Regions from separate parts of the Mus musculus genome. Here regions 1, 2, 3 and 4 are each linked to region 5. The links are chromatin contacts, found by POLR2A ChIA-PET in ENCODE. All regions are on one chromosome and are shown on one strand. Each heading gives the region's core, a stretch centred on a gene start or an enhancer-like site at or near the end of the contact. The rest is flanking DNA. Distances are from core to core; before and after follow the strand shown.

Region 1 (2,700 bases), core at 39-2,538, 180 kb before region 5:
GCACACAAAGCTCTCTCCTTGCTGGGATAAGTCCTGTTCCCCTTCTCCAGGGTGACACATTTCCCGTCCTATCTGTACTTCCCATGTCGGTTAAAGTGTTTGTAGAGATAGCTGATCCGTTTGTTAAGGTTATGCAGGTCCTCAATGAACATCCTGTTTCCCACAAATTTCTTCTTTCGGACACAACGCTGCAATTCATTTCCTCTCCAGCCTCGAAGCCATACTGGGCCCTTGATCAGTTCTTTTGGGTGCTTCTCGAAATTCCCTGTAACGTGACAGAATATATACTAGTTTCAAGAGAAGAGAAGTCAGCCTAGCCCAACTAGGCCTTCAACACAGTTTCATCTCCCTGATCAGAACTACTGACAGACAAGGCACACACCAGTCTAGTACAAGGGACAGAGTCTTTGTAACACTTGCTCTTCCAAAGGATTCCCCAGCACTCTCAACTGAAGGTTCACGACTGCCTGAAAGGGAAGTTCTAGGAAGTCACCCTGAACCTGCAGGCATTGCTTGAGCAGTACACGGTACACATTCAGAAAACACAAAAATCTTATTTAAAAAAGAAGAAAGAAAGAAAGGAGTAAAGACTTTGCAGCCAGAAATGTCTGGGTTCAAATACTGACACTCCCATTTACTCGCTTTGGCCCTCAGACCTGCCCACTACTGTGTTAGTGAGACTGAGTCCCGCACTCCTCACTATTCTCCGCATCTCAGACTGGTCTTGCCTGGCTTCATCTCCCGTGTAACAGGTTTGTGCCCCCAGGCTTGCCCCGGGCACATTACTATTCTCTCCACAAATAAAACCGAAAGAGTCAAGAGAGCATACTAATCCTTCAGAAACCAGGAATCGCGTCCTACCCAGGATTCCAATGTTGTCGTAGACGCCAAACAGAGCCCTCTTCTCGTTCCAGCGATCAACCACTTTGGGAGGTGGAAGAGTGAGCCTTACGAAGGCCAACCGTGGGACGCCTAGGGAAGGACAGAAGCATGAATCAGCACTGCCCAGTGACAAGCCGTTAGCCGGCCGTCCTACTACACTTAAGCCACTTACCCAGAGAGAAGCTTCGGCATGCCGAGGGCACCCAGCCCCACAGTCTCCTACTTGCCGCCCAAGGGACACTCCCTGCCATTACTCTAGCCTGTCCGCCTCAGTAGGGGCAGCAAACCAGCCGGAAAAATGGGGAGCGGGTGTGAATTCCAAAGCCAAGACACAGATTACAGTCCCAGGCGGGACTCACACGGTAGTGACAGTAAGAGGAGCCATTTTGGGCCTTACCCAGGTAGCTTAGGGAGTCATCCCAAGGTGGCTCGCACAGCCACAAGCCCCGCCCTCCAAGTTCCGGCCTGTGAGGCGCGTCCAGTCAAATACTTCCGGTTTAGCCCCTGGAAGAATGGAACCGCTGCGGTGTTTGTTGTCGCAGGAAAGGACGCCCCCAAACCGAAATTCCGTTAAAATAAGCTCTCTCCTGTCCCTTGCGCGTCCTCAACTGTGAGGGAAGTGGAGGACGGGAGCCTGGCGCTACGGCAAGCTGAGTTTTGCTGGGGCAGTATATTCCCGGAGTGTACAGGGCCGGGCGCCACATGGTTAAAAGCTGGACTGCTTTAGGCGGCCCGCGGAGAGACAACGGGTGACCATGCTTAGCCGACTACGGTAGAGATGCCGGGAAAGCGCAGACTCGGGGCCACGCCCCTCGCCCGCTTGCCCCGCCCCCGGGGCTGTGATTGGTTGGCTTCTCCAGCCTCTGTCGCGATTGGCCTCCTGGCAGCCGTTGAGGTTTGAACAGGGAATTGCGGGCTCCGCGAGCGCGACGCCTGGCGCTGAGGCGGGTCTCCGTCTCAGCCTGCCGCGGATTGGCCGGTTCCTCCGCTAGCTTGAAAACCATCTCGTTGTTTGGCGCGTATCCTGCCCTATTGTTTTCTTCCTTCCTTTTCAGCAGGGGGCTCTCCGGTTGAAGAAGCGGCGGGTGAGGGGTGTCGCGGGGTCCAGGTGAGATGTGGCAGTGCGAAAGGTTGGGAAGGGAAAGGTTGAGAAAAAGCAGGTCCAGGACGTGACGCAGCCTTTGCCGGAGTGCGGTCGGGAGCGACGGTCTGGTAGGGATGCCCTTGAGATCCAGTATGGCTGTGTGTCTGACAGATCAGAATCTGAATGTGTGGTGTGGGCAAAATCGCATAGCCTTACTACCCAATGTGTAAATTTGGTTGTTTCGTTCTGCACCCCATGAGACTGAAATCAGGCACAGGATAAGTAGAAGTTAATGTCCTTCCATTCCATTGATTGGGCTGGAACCCCAATGCTCAGTAAAATATTTCTTAAGGATTTTTTTCACTTTAAAATGGAAGCAATAAGTCTGTATGTATACACTGATTGTCACTTAATAGTTCATTAGTATTGTCTTGTGTTGTTGTGTTGTTGTTGTTGTTGTTGTTGTTGTTGTTGAGATGTACTCCTTGCAGCCTCACTGCAGTCCTGGCTGACATCAAACTCAGCAGTCCTCCTGCCTCAGCCTTCTAATGTTGCCTTTATACACATGTTCCACCACCCCTGGCTATTGACTAGTTTTTATCCCTTGATTCTTTTGATCCCCAGAGCAACACCATTTTACAGAGACCATGAGACTCAATGACTTAGTGTCAGAATAATAAGAATTATGCTCACTTGATCTATTTGTGTTGATTTTTAAAAAACTAATAGTGATA
Region 2 (2,700 bases), core at 111-2,610, 200 kb after region 5:
GTTCCTCCACTGCGGAGAGAGAAGGAAGACAAGGTAAGTAAGCAACTCCAGGCATCCTTGAACTTGAGATCCTGCTCAGGCACCCTTCCTTCTTCCTCCATTTCCACCGCCACCTCAGCTGAGGGAGACCCAAAGGCTCTGAATTTGTGCATCACATCCAATAGGGATTGGGAGTGAAGCTAGATCCAAGGCCATCTAAGTGACAGGCCAAAGTGACAAGAAGCCTACTTCCTGTGCTCCAACCATGAGTTTCCAGCCCAAACCATTGCCAAGAGTAGTGATCTCCCCACACCTAGTCCGTATCTCACCTCTTCTTTCGCCCATGTAGCGGATGCGGACCTGGCACTGGCCCCAAACAGCACTTACAGAGGGATAGAGGGTCCTCCCCTTCAGTCCACGGAAGGCTGGTCCCAGGTACGTGCCCCCAATAGAGTAGCCAAGAGTCCCCTCCTCCATGTCCAGAACCACCAGCAGTCTCTCTGGCACCACTAGCTGCTCACCCTGAGGTCCAGCTGGATACTGGGGGGCCTCGAGGCCCTTACTCTGATGATACAATTTTCCCCGCCCAATATCCCAGCCCCAGGACTCGCTGTTGCTGCCCAAAAGCGCCGCATAGTGGTCAGCCTGCAGCGGGGCGAGGGCGGTGGCCACGCCCACCACGGCGTGTGTGCCCCTTTGCTCCAGGGGCCAGCTGATCTCCCAGGCGTGCAGACCTCTCGAATAGCCCCGTTTCCCCCGGACTCCATCAGTGCTCTGGGCCACAGGGCGCCGCTCAAAGCACAGACCCCCTTCCTTGACATCGATGTTCTCGGAGCAATCCTTGGGGTTCCAGCCGTGGTGCCGTTGGGCAACCAGGTCAGGAGGGGGAGCAGACAGGAGCTCCTCCAAGCCCTCGGGAGGAGAGAAGTCCGAGTACAGAGCCTGCGAGGTAGGGGTGCTGCTGCTGCCCCTTGCCAGGGCCGTCTGGCCCATGAGGAGAGCCGCTGAAGAACTTCTCAAAACAGGCTTGCTGGGGCGTCTCGCTTTTGAAAGTTGAGCTCCGGATCGTCCCCTGGAGTGGTGTGGAGACAGAAAGGACTGTTAGGCGCATCATCTTTCCCTAGGACTCCCATCCGTTCACCGGTGTATGCCAACCAGCCTGGTCTTCCCTTGGTCCCCTAACCATCCCAGGTCTATCACTCTGCTTTCACCCTATCTGTGTCGCGCCCCCCAAGTTTCTCAGGAGCTCTCTCTCCCTCAGACCTTACCGTGAACCGTCCCCTTGCTGGCTCTAACGCCGGGCCCCTACCCCGCACCTCACTGTCCCCCTAGCTCGCAGAGACCTCTGTGGAAGTACAGATAGGGAAGGCTAGAAGCGCCCCTGACCAGCCACTGCTTCCGGCTCCAGCGGGGCTGCGGACGCCCGCCCGCGCTCCGCCCCTGGGCTCTGTGGACGATTAACCCTATCGTCACCTCCCAGACCACGGCGGCCACACCACTTACCGCCTTGAGAACCCACCGGCTACAAAGAATCCAGGCAAAAAATAAGTGACGACTCCAGACGTGGACAAGCGCGCATGCTTTGTGGAGCACACTCTTTGAGTGGGTAACCTCTTGTCCCTCCCAGGACTCCCTGGCGTCAGACTCTTCAGCAGTTTATTTTTCCAAAGCCACCTGACAGCTGCGTGCCCCACCCTCCCCCCCATCCCAGACTAGAATTAACCCTTTGATGACGTCATCGCCTTGGATTCTGTGTGTGTGTGTGTGTGTGTGTGTGTGTGTGTGTGTGTGTAGACTTCTCCACTGGAGACCTTTGCTCTCTCTGCCTGAGCTAGTCATTCCTGAGGCCCTAAGATCAGTAAGCGGCCTTGACACCCTTCCTGAACTCCTGCTCCTGTGTTCAGGAGAATGTAGGGATTGAGACTACTGTCCCCTGCGGCTCCCTAGGTTGCTGAAGCCTTAGTCCTTCATCCTCCTGCTTCAGCCTCCTGAGTAATGGAACTACGAGTGGGCACGCTGTCTGGTGGATGTGTGCTTTAAGGGTTAGTTTTGAGTGTCGTTTGATCATTAGCTACATTATCATGGAGAGGTTGCTGTTGAAGTTTGACCTCCTCGAAAGCCTCTTGATAACAGTTCAAAAATCCCAAAGTGGCTGGGCAGTGGTGGTGCAACACCTATAATCCCAGCACTTGGGAGGCAGAGGCAGGCGGATCTCTGAGTTCAAGGCTAGCCTAGTCTACAGAGTGAATCTATGCCAGGGCTAGACAGAGAAACCTTATCCCAAAAAAATCCCATAATGCCACCGTGTGTGTGTGTGTGTGTGTGTGTGTGTGTGTGTGTGTGTGTGAGAGAGAGAGAGAGAGAGAGAGAGAGAGAGAGACTGTAACCTCTGCTGGCCTAGAACTCCCTATGTAGACCACGTTGAACTCAAACTCACACTGATCAGCCTGCCTCTGCCTCCTGAGTGTTGGCATTAAAGGTGTGTACCCTGTGCCCAGCCTAATTTTAACCTTGTTGTTGTTGTAGTTATTGTTGTTTGGATGGCTTTGAAATAGTCTCTTGTAGCCCATCCTAGGACAGGACGGGCTCTGTAGCCAAGAGCTGGTCTTGAATCCCTGTTTCTCTTAGCTCTGCTTTCAGATGCTAGGATTCTAAGGGTATGATTCATACCCGGCTAATTTTAACTTAATTCTGATGTGAGGCTGCTGAAATGGCTCAGCA
Region 3 (2,700 bases), core at 126-2,625, 160 kb before region 5:
CGCTCATGGGAAGCCTGGGCACGGGCCACACAGCTGTCAGTCTAACACAGCCTTGGCTCTGGGGCCCCAAGGAGGTAGGGCAATCTGGAAGGGCAAGGAGCCAAGACTAGATTTGGGGTGCAGCCCAGCGTGCTCCCTGCCTTTTAAGCAAAGGTTATCACCAGGCCAGCTAAACTTAGCAATAGGCTCTTGAGCTAGATGAGCAGGGGGCTGGTTTCATGTTGCACTGGCCTAGCAAAGAGGCGCCAGAGTCCCCCTGCCCTGCACCTGCTACAGTGCTCCCAAGCCCTTCCACCCTTCCCAGCCTCCCTACCCTTCGGAGTGAAGAATCCCGGTCTCGAAAAGACAAAATAAAACCAAAGAATGCCTTTTCTCCCTTCCACTTGTGGCAAGAGGCTAGGGGCTTCCCTGTCCTGGCTCAGGGGTATAATATTTCCTCTCCTGTGTTCTCCCCTCACTGATCTCACCCTGTGTCCACGAGGGCAGCCAAAAAAGGAGAGTCCCTGGCTCCAGGGCCAGTCAGCACGTCCCTGGATGGGGAGGGACTTCCGCCCTCACGTCCCAACTCTCCACCCTGGGGCTACAGTGGGTGAAAGGGGCAGTGTCTCCTAGCCTGGGCGGGGCAGCTCTCAGGTTCCGAGGAGGGATACTATAGGAGGCCTCTGAGCCTCCTCCAATTCAACCCTTAAGAGGGATGCTGCCCTTACCCCGGGGTCCCAGCTTAGGTTCATCAGGTAAACTCAGGAGAGTGTTTGTAAGTCTCAATTATCAGGTTTCCAGGCTGCAGGGCATCCTGACCTATGGCGTAGCAATCTCCTTTTCAAGCGTCTTCCTGGCCACCCCCTTGCCCTCACAGCGCGGTACACAAGCCAGGCCTCTGGCCAAAGACAGAAGCCAGGAGGGGGGGGGGGGCAGATAGGGAAATGGGGCTCCTGAGGGCTCCCGCGGGAGGAAAAGTGCCCCCACCCTGGCATTTTCTTCCACTCTTTTTTTTTTCGGGGGGGGGGGTTGCTGTGTCACTACCGAAGAACAACGAGGAGAAGATCCTCAACTTTTCCGCAGCCTTTTCAATAATGGGGAGAGGTTCGATGATGCAGTGGCAGGGAGACCCACACTTCTCCATTTCCCCTGTTCTCCCATTTTACTCGGGAAGCAGCATTCAGGTCTCTGGGTCCTGGATGTCCTTGGTGCACACTCCAAGGACTCCTCGTCCTTAAGTTCATAGTCTGTATTCCCTGAGTCCTATCCTGGGAACCATCACCCGGTCACCTCCTGAGCGGGGCAATCTCAGCTCCCCTCCCCCTATCAGTTCGGAGCCCACACGCTTGGTGCGTGCACATTTCAAAAATGAGGCGGGTCCAAAGAGAGGGAGGAGGGGAAATGAGAGAGGCCCAGCTACTCGCGGCTTTACGGGTGCACGTAGCTCAGGCCTCTGCGCCCTTGAGCTAGGACTGGATAAGCAGGGCGGGAGGCGGGGCGCGCGTCATCAGCTCCCCCCCACCATCCGGGTTCCTATAAATACGGACTGCAGCCCTCCCTGGTGCTCTCTGCTCCTCCCTGTTCCAGAGACGGCCGCATCTTCTTGTGCAGTGCCAGGTGAAAATCGCGGAGTGGGCCGCAGGAGGCCGGGGACAGTCGGAAACTGGGAAGGGGAGTGGGCACTGTACGGGTCTAGGGATGCTGGTGCGAAGTGTGCAAGCCGGACCCAGGCTCCGCATTGCAGGGGGGGGATGATGGAGGACGTGATGGGGCGCACGGCGGGAATGGAGGCGGGGTGGGGGAGGGGACTGCCTGGTGTCCTTCGGGCCACGCTAATCTCATTTTCTTCTCCTGCAGCCTCGTCCCGTAGACAAAATGGTGAAGGTCGGTGTGAACGGGTGAGTTCCAGGGCGGGGCCCTGCTCCGTTGCCTACGCAGGTCTTGCTGACCCGGGGGCTCTGCAGTACTGTGGGGAGGTGGATGAGGTGGCCGAAGCGCCCAAGGAGACCTCAAGGTCAGCGCTCGGACCTGGCGATGGCTCGCACTTGCGGCCCCCAGCTGCTGCACCTCTGGTAACTCCGCCTTTGCGGGGATGAGCGGCCCGGAGTCTTAAGTATTAGGAACAACCCCACGCGCCCGTTCAGACCCATCCCGTAATCCCCAGTCCGGGGCTTCTTTCTTTACTTTCGCGCCCTGAGGAGTCACGTGCCAGGAGGGAAGCCCCTCCCCCATCTCCCCCTTCCTCGGGGTCGGTGGCATGGCGTTGTGAGGTGCATACCTTTGCGCATCATCTCCCAGGCTTGGGCTTCCTTTAGGGTAACTGGCCGCCGCCATGTTGCAAACGGGAAGGAAATGAATGAACCGCCGTTATGAAATCTTGCTTAGGCCTTCCTTCTTCCTAGCTTGTGACTAACCTCATTCCTCTCGGCTGGGTGGAGTGTCCTTTATCCTGTAGGCCAGGTGATGCAAGGCTTCCGTGCTCTCGAGAGAGTTCTACCTCACAATCTGTCTCACCTTATTAGCCTTAAAAGCCCTTGAGCCTTATTGTCCTCGGGCATAATGCGTATTCTAGATTATTCTCTGAAAATCAAAGCGGACTTACAGAGGTCCGCTTGACCTCCCAACCCCAGAGGTAGTTATGGCGTAGTGCAGAGCCGTGGGATGGGGAGCTGAGTCATGGTGGTTCTGAAAAGAAATTTTCCACCACAAAATGGCTCCTGT
Region 4 (2,700 bases), core at 170-2,669, 180 kb after region 5:
AGAAAGTCAGCTAATGAAAAAAGAGATCATGTATTTGAAAGACAGCAAGGAGGGGTATACGGAAGGGTTTGGAGGGAGGGACAGGCAGATATGACAAGATTATATTAGAGCCTCAAAAATAAATAATAAAAGGGGGAGGGATGGAGAAAGTAGGGTTCCAGTGGCAGTGGGAATGAGGGCTCATGTAAACAAGCTAGGCAGAGGCCCGCATCCAGACAGCCTCCCTGCATTCCCCAGCCCAGCCCAGTATACCTGAATAGGAGTGCGCTGGATGCCAGCACTAGGTGAACGAGGGTCTGCTACTCGAGCCACTTGCTTGTTGCGTGGCAGAGGCCGTGCTGGAGTGCCTGAGACGCTCTGAGTCGAACCCATCTCCACTGGGGCTGGGGACGGGGCCCGGCTGTGCAGATGCAGAGGAAGGGACGTCCGTCAGAAGAGACTCAGAGCTTACTGCTTCCGTGTCGGACCTCTGACCCCATACCCACCCGATCTTCCCAGCTTCCAGCAGAGGAACCTCCGGGTCGCTAGCCCAGAGAACTCTGCAAGGATAACGAATGGAGATTTTTAACAGAGCAGTCAGGTCTGCGGGAGCCTTCGTATTTAACCACTAATTCATTCACATTACTTACCGGGCCCCAGCTCGACCTCTGCCCGAACACCAGCTAGAGAAATAACTCCCAAAGCCCGGAGTTTCAAACTTCCCTCCACGCCCCCTGCCCCGACCCTATTGGCTAAGCCGAAGCAGACTCTCATAGGCCAGTTGTGGAAAATGCGCCTTCCGGAGCAGAAAGCCATTGGTCTGAAGGATGTCTATCATGAGGACTGGCCAATGGGCTGAGGACTGGCTTGCCCTCCGGTGGTGGCTCCGTGAGCTGGGGACTTTTGTTTAGTATCAGCCTGACAGCGGTGGACTTGATGGGTGCCACTCGGCCTTTCTGTTTCATTAAACAAAATAGAATGAGTTATCAGACTGTATGCACAAAGCCAGCTGGAGACGGAGTTAATATGGTTTGTCTAAAGCGAAACAGCCATCCTTATTGGTTGACGGAGTTATCACGCATCTCTCAAAATCGCCTCATTGACTACTGCTTTTCAAATACCAAGACAAGTGCTTTCTGATTGGACGAGTCCTTGGCAAAGTTTCAGTAATCAATGCGTTTAAACAATTCACAGTTTCTGCTCTGCACGTAAGGCATTCTAGAGTCCTTGAATCACAGCTCCTGCAACTCCCAGCCCTCCTGGAACCGCCACATGAGCACTTGCCCTGGGAGAGCAGGATTGGTCCTTTCGGCCATCAGTTGTACCCGCGGCGCTTTTTATTGGTATTCGCTGAGTGGGGGCAGAGGGTGGAGCGCCAGGAGGCAGGCTGGGTCCAACTGCCGATCTCGCGCGTCTTGCCTTTAGCGCATGCGCACACTGAGTCGCGCTCATTGGATGCGAGAGACGGAGGGGGGCGGTACTAGGTACAGTGGGAGCTGCTGTGTGAGGAGGAGCTGCTGCCGGTGTCATGGCGGAGCTGAGTGAAGAGGCGCTGCTGTCAGTGTTACCGACGATCCGTGTCCCCAAGGCGGGAGACCGGGTCCATAAAGACGAGTGCGCTTTCTCTTTCGACACGCCGGTAAGCCCATTCCCCACGCCCGCGACGACCACGACTTCCTTCCATTGCCCTGGTCATTCGGCCAGGCCTGCAAACCTTGGGCTACCGCCTCCTTGCGATGCACCCTGGGACTTGTAGTTTTCTCCATACCTCTCTGCTTTTGCTTTTCATTCTCTGTAGCTGTAGTATGACTACCACTCCCGGAAGCTACAGCTCTCGCCTTGCCCACTCCTGGTCTCGTGAAGCATTATGGGCATTGTAGTTGGCCATGTCCCTAGTTCCTATTCTAAGTTCGAATTGTAACCCGTACGGCGAACTACATCCCCCAGGCGACTCCCAGAAAAACCCTTGAATGTGGCCTTGCACGTTGCGCAGGGCTCTCCGGGTTTTGTAGTTTCATGTGGGAGGAGTAGGGGCGACTCCCCGCTGTTCAGGGCAAGGGTTGAGATTGGGAAGGTATGTATCCTGCAGCTTCTAGTCTGGAAGAGGATGCCAATCTGTGAAGAAGTCCGATTTAGAGAAACACTGAGTTAAATAGCCTCCACTAGTGGTTAATTTGGACAGGGGATGAGGAGGTGGGCCATTGGTCAGGGAGGAGGAAAAATACCCAATGGAGAGTTCTAGTCGTTTTTTCCTTTGAAGTGAACTATAGCCGCGACCCCTCCCATTCCTCCGTCCTTCACAGGTTGCCGAGACAACCCCTCTCTCAAGTATTCCTTAGAAAGGGTTTCTTTGGAGGATGCTAAGGCCCCTTTCTCGTCTTGCTCCCACTCTTGTCTAGTTAGACAAAGCCGCCACCCACACCGTGCTTCACGTTCTGCAGGCTCCACCTTGTACCTCCCTTCCTGCAGTTCTGCCTTCCTGTGTCATCTTCAGCCAGAGAGGAGCCTTCAGGCCCTAACTGAAAGGGCCGCAGTTTGGTTGGGATCCGCCCCCTTCATCACCCCTCCCCTCTAGCGGTTGTTGGGCCCTGCCCAGAGCTTTAAGCCAGACCAGCTCATGGCCTGAAAACTGCAAGTCAGACTGGAAAGGCTTCATTAATGCATCCCCAGTGCCAAGTATAGCAGCATAATGTGATGCCCACTTCAGGACCAGTCCTGTGA
Region 5 (2,700 bases), core at 141-2,640:
AATTTTTTACACAAAAACCTCCTGGGTACTATGGGAAACAATAAGAAAAGGCTTTTATCTCTCTCTCTGCAAGCGCTGGTGTTGGTTACTTCAATAATTCTATCACACTGTAAAGGAAAAAAAAAAAAGAAAAACCATTTGAGATGACCCCATCTCTCCCCAAATCATTAAACCAAGATTGTCTTACCCTCTCTCTCTCTTCCTCCTGTCGTCTTATTCCTTCTCCTTTCCAGGGCTCCTGAACTTTCTGGAAACAAAATTGTCTAGGTTACAGAGGCCAGTATGTAAAGGCCACCAGAGAACTGTGGAGAGCCTCACAAGTTGACTGTCAGCAATTTGGAAAGCGGACAGCTTCCCCAACCAACAATCCAAGGATGGAAGGGCTAGAGTCACAGGCGTTGAGTGACACCCACTAAGTGTACATAAGGGAAATAAAGCCAGTTCCCCAAAACTAAGATGAATTCTATTAGCAGCATTTGGGTTCCACTCCTGGGCTCAGACACTTAATTCTTCGTTCCCCCCAGGGCTACAGGGAACCAGGAGTCAGAGGTGAAGGAAGGTCCCTGCTCCTGGGAAGTGGCTTTAGAAAGCAAAGCTGAGGGTAGGGGGGATGCCCTAGCCCTGTGTCAGGCACAGTGCCAAGTTCGGGCCCAGCCACTTCCTCTAGCCTCGCCCCCCCAACCCCCCAACACACACACTTCAGCTAGGACTTCGCCCCCTTCCTACCCAAGGCCTTGTGCCAAGAAGTACTTCCTTCAACCTTCAGTGGTCTATATACTGGAGGCTCCCAGCTGTCCCCCTAAAACCTTCGCTCCCCCGAGACACCGAACCCGGTCCTTCCTCCCGATGTCAAGTCCCACTCCTTCCTCAAAGACCGGTCTCTGGGACGTCCCTCCTTCACCCCTCCAGGGAGCTGAACTCTGCCACCCACTAGACAGGCACCCGCCCCCTAAACCCCCCCCATTCCTCCTCAGCGCCCGCTCCTCCACCGCCGCCACTTCCGGTTCCGGGACAGTCGCACTCACAGTCCCATCGTGGACCCCCCCCTCCCCACTCGCCCGAGGTAAAGGGGGGGGGGGAGGAGCGAGGGGCAGCGGCGCGCACCGACTGCAGCGGCGCGACACTCACCAGGCGGCGGCGGCGGCGGCGACGCCAGCGCCAGAGCCAGCGCGCGGGAGGGGCGGCGGTCACCGGGGAAGGAAGGAGCCGAGGGAGCGGGAGGACCCGCGGGGCGCGGGCTCGGAACCGCGAGGCGGGGCTCGCCGGCATGCACCGCAGGCGCCAGACGGACCCCGACGCTCGGCCGGGCGGCGCGCGAGACACCCGCAGGGCGGGGGCGCGAGGCGAGGTGTGGGGGGGCCCCCGCCCTCCTGGACACTCACCCGGAAGTGGTGCTGCGGCTCGTGCTCCCGGGAACCCCGAGTCCTCCACGCCCACTCCCCCCCCACCCCCCCCAACAGCTTCAATGTGCAGTCGTTTCTCGGAGAAGGCGGGAGAGCCGGAAACGAAAACGGGGGGGGGGAGGAAAGTAGCGGGGGGAGGGCGGCAGCAGGAAAGGAAAGGGGGGGGAAACAGGTCAGAGTCCGAGTCACTTCCGAGAGCCGCTCGAGCACATCCGGTGCTGTTAGGGCTCGGACATCTTGAGGGCAGAAGTTACGACACGTAAGGGCGGAAGTAGCTCCTTACCCGGGGACCGGTGGAGCGCTCGGTGGATGTGACGCCCAAACCGGACGTGAAGGCAGCGTGTGTTAAAGGGCTGAAGCTGAGCATCAGGAGAGCGTTCCCGGGCTTCCGGAAGAGACCTCTGGGGAAGTGGGAGGATGGAAGCTAGACGGGTTCATGAATTATGCATCAAGACACTAAAGACAGTTTAGATCGCCCCTCTTTTTCTAGATTTGCTTTACTTTTATGTGCGTTTATCTGTGCCTATGCATGCCGTGTGTGTACAGGAGTTACCGCTACCTGCTTCCAGCTTCACTGTGTGCGATCTGGGAACCGAACCTCCGGTCCTCTGGAGGAGCGGCCAGCTGAGCCAACTCTTCACCATGCGGAATCCTTTTTGATTTATTTTTCGAGACAGGGTTTCTCTGTATAGCCCTGGCTGGCCTGGAACTCACTTTGTAGACCAGGCTGGCCTCGAACTCAAAAATCCCCCTGCCTCTGCCTGGGGTTAAAGGCGTGCGCCACCACGCCCGGCAAAGATTTATTTATTTTTTTATTTATTTGAGTACACTGAAGCTGTCTTCAGACACACTAGGAGAGGGCATTGGATCCCATTACAGATGGTTGTGAGCCATGATCGCTGGGAATTGAACTCAGGACCTCTGGCAGAGCAGTCGATGCTCTTAACCACTGAGCCATCTCTCCAGTCCGACCATGCGGAATCTTAAAAAGACGGGAGTCACAGCTCATTTCTTAATGGACTAGGTTGTTGTAGGACGTTACCCTTTTTTCTTGGATCTTCCCGAATGTCTTTTTGCTGAGCTAGAGTGGGGGAAACTAATTTCTTTGAATATTCAAGAAAGGTAAGAAGGCCCATAGTTGTTTGAGGTTTCGGGATCGGTGCTATCAAAGTTCAATCGGTCTTCCTCTGACCACTCCGTTACTCTTTTCACTTTGGTCTTTTCTTTTTGCCAACACCCACATCTCTTATCTTCTTACCGGGTTTTAATTCTAAGTACAACATTCAGCGTACCTGCT

The links. ChIA-PET counts read pairs that join two places held with the same protein, here RNA polymerase II (POLR2A).
Region 1: POLR2A ChIA-PET joins it to region 5 with 11 read pairs in Patski. The contact joins the promoter of Mrpl51 here to the promoter of Zfp384 in region 5. POLR2A ChIA-PET finds 5 or more read pairs at or near these places in 4 of 5 experiments (Patski and embryonic stem cell).
Region 2: POLR2A ChIA-PET joins it to region 5 with 8 read pairs in embryonic stem cell. The contact joins the promoter of Spsb2 here to the promoter of Zfp384 in region 5. POLR2A ChIA-PET finds 5 or more read pairs at or near these places in 3 of 5 experiments (Patski and embryonic stem cell).
Region 3: POLR2A ChIA-PET joins it to region 5 with 15 read pairs in Patski. The contact joins the promoter of Gapdh here to the promoter of Zfp384 in region 5. POLR2A ChIA-PET finds 5 or more read pairs at or near these places in 3 of 5 experiments (Patski and embryonic stem cell).
Region 4: POLR2A ChIA-PET joins it to region 5 with 40 read pairs in Patski. The contact joins the promoter of Usp5 here to the promoter of Zfp384 in region 5. POLR2A ChIA-PET finds 5 or more read pairs at or near these places in 3 of 5 experiments (Patski and embryonic stem cell).

The regions. Positions count from the first base shown.
Region 1 is chr6:125,190,788-125,193,487 of GRCm38, reverse strand. It overlaps Mrpl51 (mitochondrial ribosomal protein L51), which reads right to left and starts at 1,288. Exons shown (of 3, transcript NM_025595.3): 1 at 1,055-1,288; 2 at 862-972; 3 at 1-265. The coding sequence starts at 1,133. The coding sequence ends at 69. Ncapd2 (non-SMC condensin I complex, subunit D2) reads left to right here and starts at 1,902. Exons shown (of 32, transcript NM_146171.1): 1 at 1,902-1,990.
Region 2 is chr6:124,807,578-124,810,277 of GRCm38, reverse strand. Spsb2 (splA/ryanodine receptor domain and SOCS box containing 2) reads right to left here and starts at 1,360. Exons shown (of 3, transcript NM_013539.2): 1 at 1,248-1,360; 2 at 309-1,051; 3 at 1-9. The coding sequence starts at 972.
Region 3 is chr6:125,164,448-125,167,147 of GRCm38, reverse strand. Gapdh (glyceraldehyde-3-phosphate dehydrogenase) reads left to right here and starts at 1,375. Exons shown (of 7, transcript NM_008084.3): 1 at 1,375-1,596; 2 at 1,837-1,877. The coding sequence starts at 1,855.
Region 4 is chr6:124,828,203-124,830,902 of GRCm38, reverse strand. It overlaps Usp5 (ubiquitin specific peptidase 5 (isopeptidase T)), which reads left to right and starts at 1,419. Exons shown (of 20, transcript NM_001326594.1): 1 at 1,419-1,618. The coding sequence starts at 1,508. Cdca3 (cell division cycle associated 3) reads right to left here and starts at 727. Exons shown (of 6, transcript NM_013538.5): 1 at 630-727; 2 at 253-400. The coding sequence starts at 372.
Region 5 is chr6:125,007,928-125,010,627 of GRCm38, reverse strand. Zfp384 (zinc finger protein 384) reads right to left here and starts at 1,390. Exons shown (of 12, transcript NM_001372420.1): 1 at 1,129-1,390; 2 at 188-247. 4930557K07Rik (RIKEN cDNA 4930557K07 gene) reads left to right here. Exons shown (of 4, transcript NR_130997.1): 4 at 234-452.